Regions from separate parts of the Homo sapiens genome. Here regions 1 and 2 are each linked to region 3. A link is a contact called in ENCODE Hi-C data. All regions are on one chromosome and are shown on one strand. The core of a region is the stretch at or near the end of the contact, and the rest is flanking DNA. Distances in the headings are between cores, read along the strand shown. Region 1 overlaps ECT2L (epithelial cell transforming 2 like). Region 2 has its middle 94 kb from the start of NHSL1. Region 3 holds the start of NMBR (neuromedin B receptor).

Evidence for each region. A loop is a pair of places that touch in the nucleus more often than their neighbours do. Pooled maps may share reads with other maps.
Region 1: a loop to region 3 is called in a pooled map, with 4 times the contacts of the local background. The contact joins the enhancer-like site here to the promoter of NMBR in region 3. A Hi-C loop is called at or near these places in 2 of 50 pooled maps.
Region 2: a loop to region 3 is called in a pooled map, with 6 times the contacts of the local background. The contact joins the enhancer-like site here to the promoter of NMBR in region 3. A Hi-C loop is called at or near these places in 3 of 50 pooled maps.

Annotation. Positions count from the first base shown.
Region 1 is chr6:138,817,447-138,820,814 of GRCh38, forward strand. All of the region lies in intron 4 of ECT2L (epithelial cell transforming 2 like), which reads left to right. Among named protein-coding and RNA genes, the nearest start is that of ECT2L, 23 kb to the left of the region's middle. Within about 2 kb of position 1,450, at least 11 of the 41 ENCODE cell types and tissues checked have a DNase peak (open chromatin) inside an H3K27ac peak, as active enhancers do.
Region 2 is chr6:138,592,071-138,595,821 of GRCh38, forward strand. It overlaps a transcript of NHSL1 not described here. Among named protein-coding and RNA genes, the nearest start is that of NHSL1, 94 kb to the left of the region's middle. RefSeq lists enhancers at 1-156, 1,142-1,436, 1,465-1,534. Within about 2 kb of position 1,286, at least 22 of the 41 ENCODE cell types and tissues checked have a DNase peak (open chromatin) inside an H3K27ac peak, as active enhancers do.
Region 3 is chr6:142,145,146-142,148,655 of GRCh38, forward strand. It overlaps NMBR (neuromedin B receptor), which reads right to left and starts at 1,977. Exons shown (of 4, transcript NM_002511.4): 1 at 1,899-1,977. It overlaps VTA1 (vesicle trafficking 1), which reads left to right and starts at 2,118. Exons shown (of 8, transcript NM_016485.5): 1 at 2,118-2,254. The coding sequence starts at 2,143. RefSeq lists enhancers at 1,847-2,141, 1,905-2,044, 2,299-2,819.

The sequences.
Region 1 (3,368 bases), core at 200-2,699, 3.3 Mb before region 3:
GTTTATATGTAAGCTAGGCTATATTTGTGCAATACCTTTCTTTCAAGGTAGAGAGGCCATTGTTTTAGATGGTTTTATAATTTCCAAATAATTTTGTTTTAATTCAGTCAGTTATAAACAGGGTATTGCAATATTGGTGGAAACTGTCAACACAATTTTCTTTTAAAAAATTATTCATAATCTCTATGAGATATATTCAAATATCTTAGAGTTTTCTTTCCTGGCCTAATAAGTATTCCCTAGTAAGTTTTAAGATGATTTCCTAAGTGGAATTTTATGATATTTAAGACATTTTTTAAAGGTTTAGCTTCTTAAACCATCCCTCTGGCAAACTAAAATGTCCCTTCTCCTGGGAAGACTTCTCTGCTGGTCTTTCATGCCTAGCAACTTTATACCTCAATTGTGGCTTTTCTTGGTATGTTATGGCCCCGTGTCGTCCACATGACTAATGGTTTCCAGTGATGTCTTTCCCCTACCACTTGACTAGGTTGACCTTTCCTGTGACTCCTTAAAGGAAACTGGGCTGCTTGTGTCTGTTACACTCAGAGAAACCCGTGAGGAGTTTGAATCAGTCCCCTTGCCACACTGGTGGAACCGGTTTTGAATTGCCTCTGCTTAGTGCCTGGTAATTCCTCAAACAAAGGCCTTTGGTTCCAGAGCCAGAGCTGCTCAAACTTGCAGCTTTCCTGGATGGGTGGGGCAGCATTCATGCAACTGCATTCCCTAGAGGGGGAATGCATTGACCCAGGTGTGTATGTGCGTGTGCGTGTGAGATCATAAACAGCCCATGAAGGATTCACTCTCGTCACTTGTCTCCATCAGAGCAGACTTGAAATGGGGTTGGAGGGCAGAAAAATATCCACCAAGGTGTATTAAGAGAGAACAGCCCCCTCTCCCACTTCATTACCCCCTCTTCCATTCTTCCCACGCAGCCTGTGAGGGCTCACTTGAGGACGTCTGTCTCAGCTGTGATCTGTGAGGCAATCTGGTGTGCAGTTTTTCAGAGACAACATACTCCTAGGTTAATTTTAAATATAGAGCAGCCATGTCACTCTCAGTTACTGAATGTCCATTTAAAAGGAGAGTATTTCTGTGTGGAGATGGTAAAGAGGTTAAAGAAGAAAACATCGAATGAAACTTGCTGAAGACAGTAAGGCGGACGTTACTGAGAACCTTGGAGATAGCTACAGGGACTGCTGCATGGGGTCACGGGAGAGAGATTGGGCTCAACTTCAAATGCAGCATGGGCGGATAGCCAAGGAGCAGGATGGGGCTCAATGGATGGAAAATTACTCGAGGAAACATCAGGGGTAAGCGGGGATCTGAATACACTGACCCAACAGGACTCTCGCTGATGACAGGCCAGGGTGCTCAGACAACACCTGGGGGAGGGTGGAGGATGAGGAACCTGACAAGATATCCGGGGGTGGGGGGTTCTTCCTAAACTGACTTAACAGGGCTCTTTACTAAAGCAGAATTTTATAAGGAAGTGCACAGGTGGGCCAAGGGGAAGTTTCAGAAGCTTGACTAAAGTTTGGTCAAGCAGAGAATCTTTGTCAGAGAGGAGAGGGGAGTATTCAAAGTGAAAGTGTACACTTGTATCTAAAACGACTGTTTTCTAAATATCCAAGGCAAGTCTGGAAATTTGAGTCATCTTCACTTCCTTCCCCTTTGCCCAGTATTCTGCACATGTTCCTGCCCTTCTACCTGCATGGGCTGGTTAAGGATAACTGTATGAAATATTAGCATTTGCAATTGGGATGGTTTTTAGAGGTGGATGATGCTTAAAAAAAAAAAAAAAAAAAGGAAATCATTGCGTTTTAAAAGGAAGGGAGAAAGCAGAAAGCCAAAGCTCTTTTTTTTTGTGTGGATGGAGGGAAGGTTATTGGCCTATATTAGGCAACATCCACTGGCTTGAAGTTCTCACTCCCATTTTGTGAGTGTGTGGAGCTGCTCTCCCCTCCTTTCTCATGTTGAGCTTCTCTGTCTACCGCTTGACACCACCTGACACTATGTGACATGCAGGACTTGTTTATTTGCTGTCTGCCTACCCCATTAGAATGATGGCTCCATGATAGCAAAGACTTTGGTGACTCTTTTCATCTCTAGCACTTAGAGCCATACCAGGCACATAGCAGCCACTCAATAAATGCTTGTTGAATGAATTCAGATATCTAAAGCACTCCTAATTCCAAAAATGACAAAAAGATAATCAGAAAAAAATTTTCATTTGGTAGCTCTCTAGGAGGAAGGAGTTTTTCAAAATATTCCAAGTTTTAATTAAAAAAAAATTAGCCGGGCGTGGTGGCGGGCACCTCTAATCCCAGCTATTCGGGAGGCTGAGGCAGGAGAATCGCTTGAACCTGGGAGGTGGAGGTTGCAGTGAACTGAGATCGCACCATTGCACTCCAGCCTGGGCTACAGAGCAAGACTTCATGTACCAAAAAAAAAACAAAAAACAAAAAACCAAGTGTTAGAATATAGGAGATTACTAATACTTTGCATAATTCAAGTTTTCATTACTTAATTCAAGGTGGCTGGAGAAATCTTTCCCCTTGTCTTTCTTCAATTCCTGCTTACCGGGTTAGACACTGTTGATTACTGGCCCAGCCAAGCCATTCCACATTCCTCTCCTTCTTCCTGACAGAAACCCTGATTTCCACCCCCTACAAGGCATTCTATGCTTCAGGAGTGGCTGGTAAGTAACCCCCACCCTACCAAGGGTGGGTCAGGGTTGGACTAAATTCATCATGATCACTGCCTCCCCTGGATGGTGTCTGCTTTAGGAAAGGGCGTGTAGATATTAATTCTGCCCAGGGAGACATAAGGGTGGAGAGTCTTCTTCTTGCTGAAAGAAACTTAAACAAGATTTGAGGATGAACGTCTTTTCTTCCATCCTGCTAGCTGTGGTGACTGTTGTGTGAAGACCAATGCTCACTGCAGTTAGTCATTTGAGAACTATTTTGGGACAAGCCCGAGGACCAAAGTAAATGGTTGAGGATGGCAAAGTGAAAATATAAAAAATCCTTGGCCCTTGATAACATCATTGATTCCTTGAATTTGCTAAATCTGAAGCTGCCGTTAATTGTTTACAGTGAAAGGAAGAAAAATAGGTTGAAAATGGTCCATAACAGTCCATTTATCTAGTAGTCACTTCTCTGGTCATCTCAACTCTCCAAATTTTATCTGAGAAACAGGAAGGAAAAAACAAAAAGCAATTAGCAGTGAAACAGATTCCTTTTACACACAGGAGAAAGGCCTTCAGACTCTCATGCATAGTCTAAGTATTTAATTAATTTGGGTCTTCAATAAAGTGATTCAGAAATGAGTTATACATACTTCTAAGACCATGATACACACATTCAGTG
Region 2 (3,751 bases), core at 36-2,535, 3.6 Mb before region 3:
ATTCTCATAGCTATAATCAAACTAAAGAGAATTTAATTATCACCCTCAAGAAAACTACAGTTTCCTGCTCCCCAAAACACAATATTAAATACCCATATTATCACTTTTCAAGATTGCACAGGTAATTTCTAATAGGTCCCACACCCACATCTCAAGGTCAATTTAGCCTGCATGAAAGAAAACAACTGAATGAAAATAGAACACAAGATTCTTCATATGCAAAAATGACTGTGTAAAAACTATATAGGCCAGGCACGGTAGCTCACACCTATAATCCCAGCACTTTGGGAGGCTGAGGCGGGTGGATCACTTGAGGCCAGGAGTTTGAGACCAGCCTGGCCAGCATGGGGAAACCCCGTCTCTACTAAAAATACAAAAATTGGCTGGGGTGGTGGCAGGCGCCCGTAATCCCAGCTACTACAGTCTCAGGCTGAGGCATGAGAATCACTTGAACCCAGGAGGTGGAGGCTGCAGTGAGCCAAGATTGCTCCACTGCACTCCAGCTTGGGCGACAGAGCGAGACTGTCGCACAAAAAAACAAAAAACAACAAAAAACAAAAAACAACAACAAAAAAAACCCCTACATATCCAGAACTAAAGAGTGAAAACTGACAAGTATGCAGGTAATTGCCCTTAAGGAAAAAGGTGTGTGGATATATTTTAGTGGGCTGGTCTAAATATTTTCTAAATATCGTAAGACATATGAAACAGGGTGGCTAGGAGCTGCTATTTCAGCTTTTTAAAAGCAATTGTGATGGAGCAAAAATTTTGCCTGTAGACAATAATTAACCTTTCTCCAAAAGCATCACATATATATCATTCTATATACCAAATGCCACAGCCACAGGAAGTCAGTTGCCCACAGCCTTATAAATCAGTTTACTTGCTTCCTCATTTTCTGTTATGGACTTTCCTAGCCAAACTCTGTCATGGCAGTTCACTTCAAAATTAAAAATAAAGTTGATTTAATGGAGCCTGGATGAATCCCATCTGAAAGCCATTAAAACATACACACCCACTTCCACACAAACCAGAGAATCAGTAGAATTCAAAGACTTATTGAATCCTGAAACTGTAAAGGATCCGAGTGACAAATAATTCACATGTCCTATTAATCACAGGAGGTAGACGGGTTCTGTGATTCCAGCACTGACACGGAGGCAGTCAGGAGCACTGCTAGGACTAGAATCCCGTTGTCCTTGCCCCAGTCCAGGCTCTGCCCACTCTCCCATGCTTCAGGTCTGGCTCTGAAGTTCGTGATTCCCCGTTCATAGTCTTCAAGTACATCAGTGAGTCACGTTTCCGTTTCCTCTCACTGTTCCAAATGCTGGGCTTTGGTAGCACAGAGTTCATTCATTCACAATCATGCTAATTCACTCATACAGAGAGAGAGTGCTGACGCACTTAGGAATTATGACTTAACATGCAATTCTCAAATCAGTGAGGCCAACGGCTAACTAAACTTAAAAATAAAAGGAAATCTAGCCCTTAGCACTCAAAATACTTCCTTTCAACCTACTGTAAAACAACAAACTCACTTTCATTAGGAGATGAAAAGTGAGTCATTTCTTTCTTCCAGTAGACGGTCTCCCCAGGCACAAACTCATGCACATTATATTTCATGGGACCTTTTAAATATTTACTTGTTAGCAGTATTCTTCCTTTCGGGTCAAAGATTATAGTATTTAGCAACACAAAGAAAGCTGAGGGATAGAGTTATGAATTAGTAAACTGCTTTGCCAAGCCTTCCATTTGTTAATTCAGTCCAACTTCAAAGAGGATTTTAAAGAGAGGTTCAGCTGTCAGAAATTAACTCTAAGAAAACTGCTGAATCAAAAAGTGACTTGGGCAGTTTTTCCCAAACTGGTGTTAAGGAAAAACTGTTCAGTTGTAGGTATAGGAGCAAAAAGTATCTTCCTATGCAAATAAGCTTAGGGCAAACAAAGTTTTTAAAAGGTTTTTTGTCTTGTTCACTACAGGACTTTCCCAGCCTTTGACATGCTAATGTTGCTGTAAATTTCCAGGGATGTGGTGGGGGTCAGTTTATTTTGATCACATTAATTATGTGGTTGGGGGATGTGGATAAAATAGGAGAAATGCACTACACTGATTCAGCAGCTTCTAAGCAACAGAGAAAGGGTTTGGCTAAAGTACTAGTATTTTTGGTATTCAGTAGCAAAGAACAGTTAGACTCTCATTCACAACTATTTCAGGACAAGGTGGGAGTATCTATTCAGTCATTTGGGAGAATGAAGCTACGTAGAACTCAATCCTTGAGAGCTTAATTTACTGCCAATAGGACTGCCAATTTCGCGGGGCTTCTGCAACTCCTCCCCGGCTCTAAGCAAAAACAGCCCCTGTACCTGTTCTTGGGGACTGACGTGACATCGTTGAGTGTTTTCCCTCAACTCTTTGATCTTCATGCACTTGTCTATTTCAATGTTTTTTGACCATGGCTGTACATCAGAATCACCTAGGGAGCTTTTCACTCCACAGATGTATGGGCCCATTGCCAAATCTACAAAATACAATACGATCCCCAATAAGCAGCACCGAGAGCTGAAAACCACTCTTCTGCTTCCTAGGAAGAGCTAGACAACAGACAAATAATTGAGAGGGTGTGTACTTTAAATTGAGCACGTTGACACTGACAAGGAAAGGGCTACATAGCAAGATTTTAATGAGACCCCAAGTTTACAGATTTCTCTGTATCACTCACTCAAAAGTGGACTTTTTCTTTTCTAGATGATTTTCACAAAGAAAGAAAAATGTACTTTGAAAGGAGCAAAGTGCTTAAAACAAGGAGTGCACCACAAAATCGTTCAGGGGCCGCCTGCTGTGGTTAGCTGGCTGCTGGTTCACACGTGAGCCCAGACCCTGTTCCCCAGCACAAGCCCCATCCAGCACATGACCCTAATTTGCAACTCAACATTTCACTATATGTCTTGGACCTTTGCAAGTCACTTTAGAAATTCAAAACCAGAGATTCCCACTATGCTGAAGCCAAGCCTACTGTACAATATACATCACAGGGTGTAGGCCTCTGCAGGCCTTCTAAGTACGTCAATCACCTACAGAAGATAAAAAGTGATTTTTTGAAAACCATTTTCTTTCTAAATAATATTTACTTAAGCTATTTTATGCATACAGTCTCTAGGCAGTATATGTCAGGAAAAGGACCAGCCACTAAGAAGAGGAAGAGAGTTAAAAGTAAAGATATAGGCTGGGTACAGTGGCTCATGCCCGTAATCCTAGCACTTTGGGAGGCCAAGGCAGGAGGGTCACTTGAGGTCAGGAGTGTGAGACCAGCCTGGGCAACATAACGAGATCTTGTCTCTGCAAAAAATATTTAAAAATTAGTTGGCTGTGGTGGCAAGCACCAGTAGTCCCAGCTACTCAGGAGGCCAAGGTGGGAGGATCACTTGTGCCCCGGGAGTTCTAGGCTGCAGTAAGCTGTGATCCTGTCACTGTGCTCTAGCCTAGGCAACAGAGTGACACCCTATCTCTTTTTTTAAAACAGATATATTAAGTCTTTTTTACAAAAGTGAATTTCAATAACTTCAATATCATAGGGTAACCTGGAATCAATTATAAAAAGATTCTCTCCCTCTTTCCTTTCTTGAATTTTTTTAATCAGCAGAAAAGATATTTATGTACAATGAATGGGTAAGAATAGCACAGCATACAGGTGAAGTTGAAAGATTTCGGAAACAAAACGCTGAGTCCTATGGAGACAATGGGTAAGAGAAAG
Region 3 (3,510 bases), core at 727-3,226:
TCCCTCAGTCCTGCTCATGAGGGTATGCAAATAAGAGTACACATGAATGTATGCAAATGAGAAAGAGTGGCAAAATTCACTTCTGAAGGGGGAGATCAGGAGAGTAACAGGAGGGTGCAGCCTTCTACCAGGAAGAGGAACATTTGTTTCTCAGACATAAGATGATGGAATAGAGAAAAGATAAAACATAAGATCTAGAAAGACATCATAGTCAAGTAGTAATGGCTAGGTGCACAGGCTCTGAAACCAAAATACCTAGATTTTAATGTGGAATACTCATCCTTCCTGGCTGTGACCTAGTGCAAGTTATCTAGATTCTATGTGTCTTATTTTTCTCATCTGTAAAATAATAATGATATGTTCCTCATAGGGTTGTGGTGCAAATTAAATAAATTAATATAAAGACCCTAGAAACATGCATGATACATAGTTGATGCTCAGCAAATGCTGCTAGCTAGTTATTATTACTTTAAGTTGTGGTAGAGGCAAGGCAAAATAATTCATATCTGGTGGTGGCCTTAATCTCAATAGCAGGAAATGCTGTTGTAGACCAAGGAAATTGGGGCTGAGTGCCTAGCTTGAATAGAGCGAGAGAAGTTTGAAACACCATCTGTGGACTACAGCACTGGTCCTTAACCCTAGACGTAACATTAAAATTACATGAGGACCTTTTAAAGATACTGACATTTAGGATCCCACCTAGAACAATTAAGTGAGAATGCCTGGAGTGGGCTTTAAAGTTGATCTTTAAGGGCAGCTGCGGTTGAGAATCAAGAAGTAATAGGAAACAAATAAATGAAAAGTTGTGAGTATAGAAAGAAAACAGTTATGGTTATCCAACTCTGCTTTTCTTCATTGATTTCTCTACCAATCTAGCAACTTTTGACTGGAAAGTCCAAATAGTGGGAGTAAGAGAAAGAGAAAGAAACCATACATTCTCCAGTGGTAGGAAATATGCCGCTGAGATTGGGGAAGAAGACAGAACTGAGTTTCAGGCTGAGTAAAAAAGCCCGACCCAGAATAAGATGATGGACTTTGCAAATAGGTCTAGGCAACGTATGTGGAGTGGGATAATATGAGGACATGGAGCGGTTTCTTCTGGGGGTGAGAGAGTGATCAGAAAATAGTAGGCAGAGGGGAATTTCCGAGCTGGAGATTTTGGCTCTTGGGGATAGTGTGATTTCAGTGAAAACTAGTTTTAAGATGAATTGTCAAAACTGAGGACTGAGATAAAATAAAGAAGGTTATTGGAGGAAGTAAATAAAGTGTACAGTCCTGAAAGATATAAGTAAGGGATGGAGAGGAGAGGAAGAGAATTGAAGTCATTGAGGGTAGAAGGAAAAGTGATGCCTACTGTACAATGGTTAAGAGTTACCAGCGTTGAAAACGTCCCAAACACCCTATCTTACATTAAGACAAGATAATAAATATGAAAATACTTTACAAATTGTTAATCACTCTCCAGAAAAAAAAAAGGTGATCTACAGATTATTCATTCACTAAAATACGTACTAGCCAGCTGAGAACAAAAGTTCAATCTTCTTTAAGCTTCATATGTTTAGCTTAATTTGGCGCGAAATCTGATTATTTTATCCAGTATGTCAACATAGAAAAATTTAATTTACAATTTAAACACATTATTTCTCTCTCATGCAAGTATTGAAATTAAAGTTTCTAAAATCAAAAAGGCTTCTAAAGGACACTGCTATATGGAATATTAATGTGGCATATTAACTGGAAGTGGTAATTCCTGAATGACGCCAAAGGCAATTCTCGCCTTTATACTTTCTCCCAGTCAACATACATTATTTTCTTGTTTTTCCTTTTCTATCCTTCCTTTTGCCACAAACAACAAACCAAACAAAAAAGCAAAACAAAACAAAAACCCTTCCTCCTACCAGCAGAGAGCGCTAGCGCCATGCGCGGCATAAGCGCCAAAATGCTCGGGTCTTCTGTGGGTTCTAACCGCCGAGAGCCAAGCACCCTGAGGTTGTCCCAGCTGGGGATCCGTAGTTGACTTGACGTCGCTGAGCAACGGAAGAGTGGGCAGCATTTGCTCTGAACGCTCGTGCGCGCTACCGCCCAGACGGAAGCGGAAGTGCCGGTGGAGCGCGAGTAGGAAGTGGTGAGTTCGGAGTAGAGATGGCCGCGCTTGCACCGCTGCCCCCGCTCCCCGCACAGTTCAAGAGCATACAGCATCATCTGAGGACGGCTCAGGAGCATGACAAGCGAGACCCTGTGGTGGCTTATTACTGTGAGTCTTTCCGAGTGGCCGCGCCCTTTCTTTCCCAGTTGCATTTTAGGGCCCACACACCTCCCTGAGGTTCTTGGGGCATGCCCCGCCCCCCTCGCTTTAAACCTGAGCTTTGACCTCGAGCCTACCCAGGGAACTCCCTGGGTTCCCACCCCCTGGCAGTAGGAATCCCAAAACACCATGGTGTCCACTGCTTCTCCTATCTTGTGCTTAAATGCTCCAGTACTGACTACACAGGCTCTTGAACTGTGGAATATAATCTTCCAAGGTTTTCTCTGTGTGTGTACACACAAGAGCTTCTTGTCTCAAATAGGAATCCTGAAAATAAATTGAGTTAGGTTTAAAACGAAGGTGAGTGTCCGAAAGAAGGAGTGATGTGGATAAAAGGACGATAGACTAGTTGAAAACATAGTAATAAGTGAATATTATTTATGACAGCATGCAAGCCCAATCAGAAACTCATTTGGTTAAATGGGGAGTATCTGCTACTAAATAAGCAGTTGAATTTGACCTTTCCCCACCCAGCTGCTCTCTCCTACCATGCAGAATTTTTAGTTTTGACTTCTTTGAATAATACCCGCTGTTGAGACCTTTGAAAGCAGTATTTTCACTTTGAGTGTTATACGTTGAATTTACAGTTTGATTAAAAAAAATATAGGTTAACTCTGCTCAAACTTGTAGTGAGTAAAGGGAGTGCCAGTAATTCTGTGTTAACTTTATTTTGTATTCTGTACTCTTAACTTTACTGCAAATAAAACAAGTAACTGGACAATTATAATTCTGAAAAGGATATTTAGAGTTGAGAAGTTGGATATAATGCGTCCATTGTTGTGTATATTGTAAGGTTAGCTAAAATCTGGTCACTGTTATCTCTGCCATACTCCAAATGTACCCTGTTTCTCAAATGTGCAAGGCCTTTTCAGACCTACCATCTTCCACTCTCTTGGAATGTGCACCTTTTTCTTGCACTTGGCAAACTCATGATTCAAGATCTAACCCAAATGTCACCACTTCTGTGGGCAGCAAATTGATTATTCTCTGTGCATTACTTCATTTTGTTCAAATTTTACAGCATCATTTTTATTATACTTGTTCTTCAGTTTCCTCAAGCAGGGTCCATATTCATTCAGTATGTGTTCATTGAGCTACCTTTGTATCAAGCATTAGTAGGCGCTGTGACTACATTTGCTGCATTTTTGGAGCTTACATACAATGGAGGTAGAGAGTTTCAACAATATAGAGTCTATCATACATAG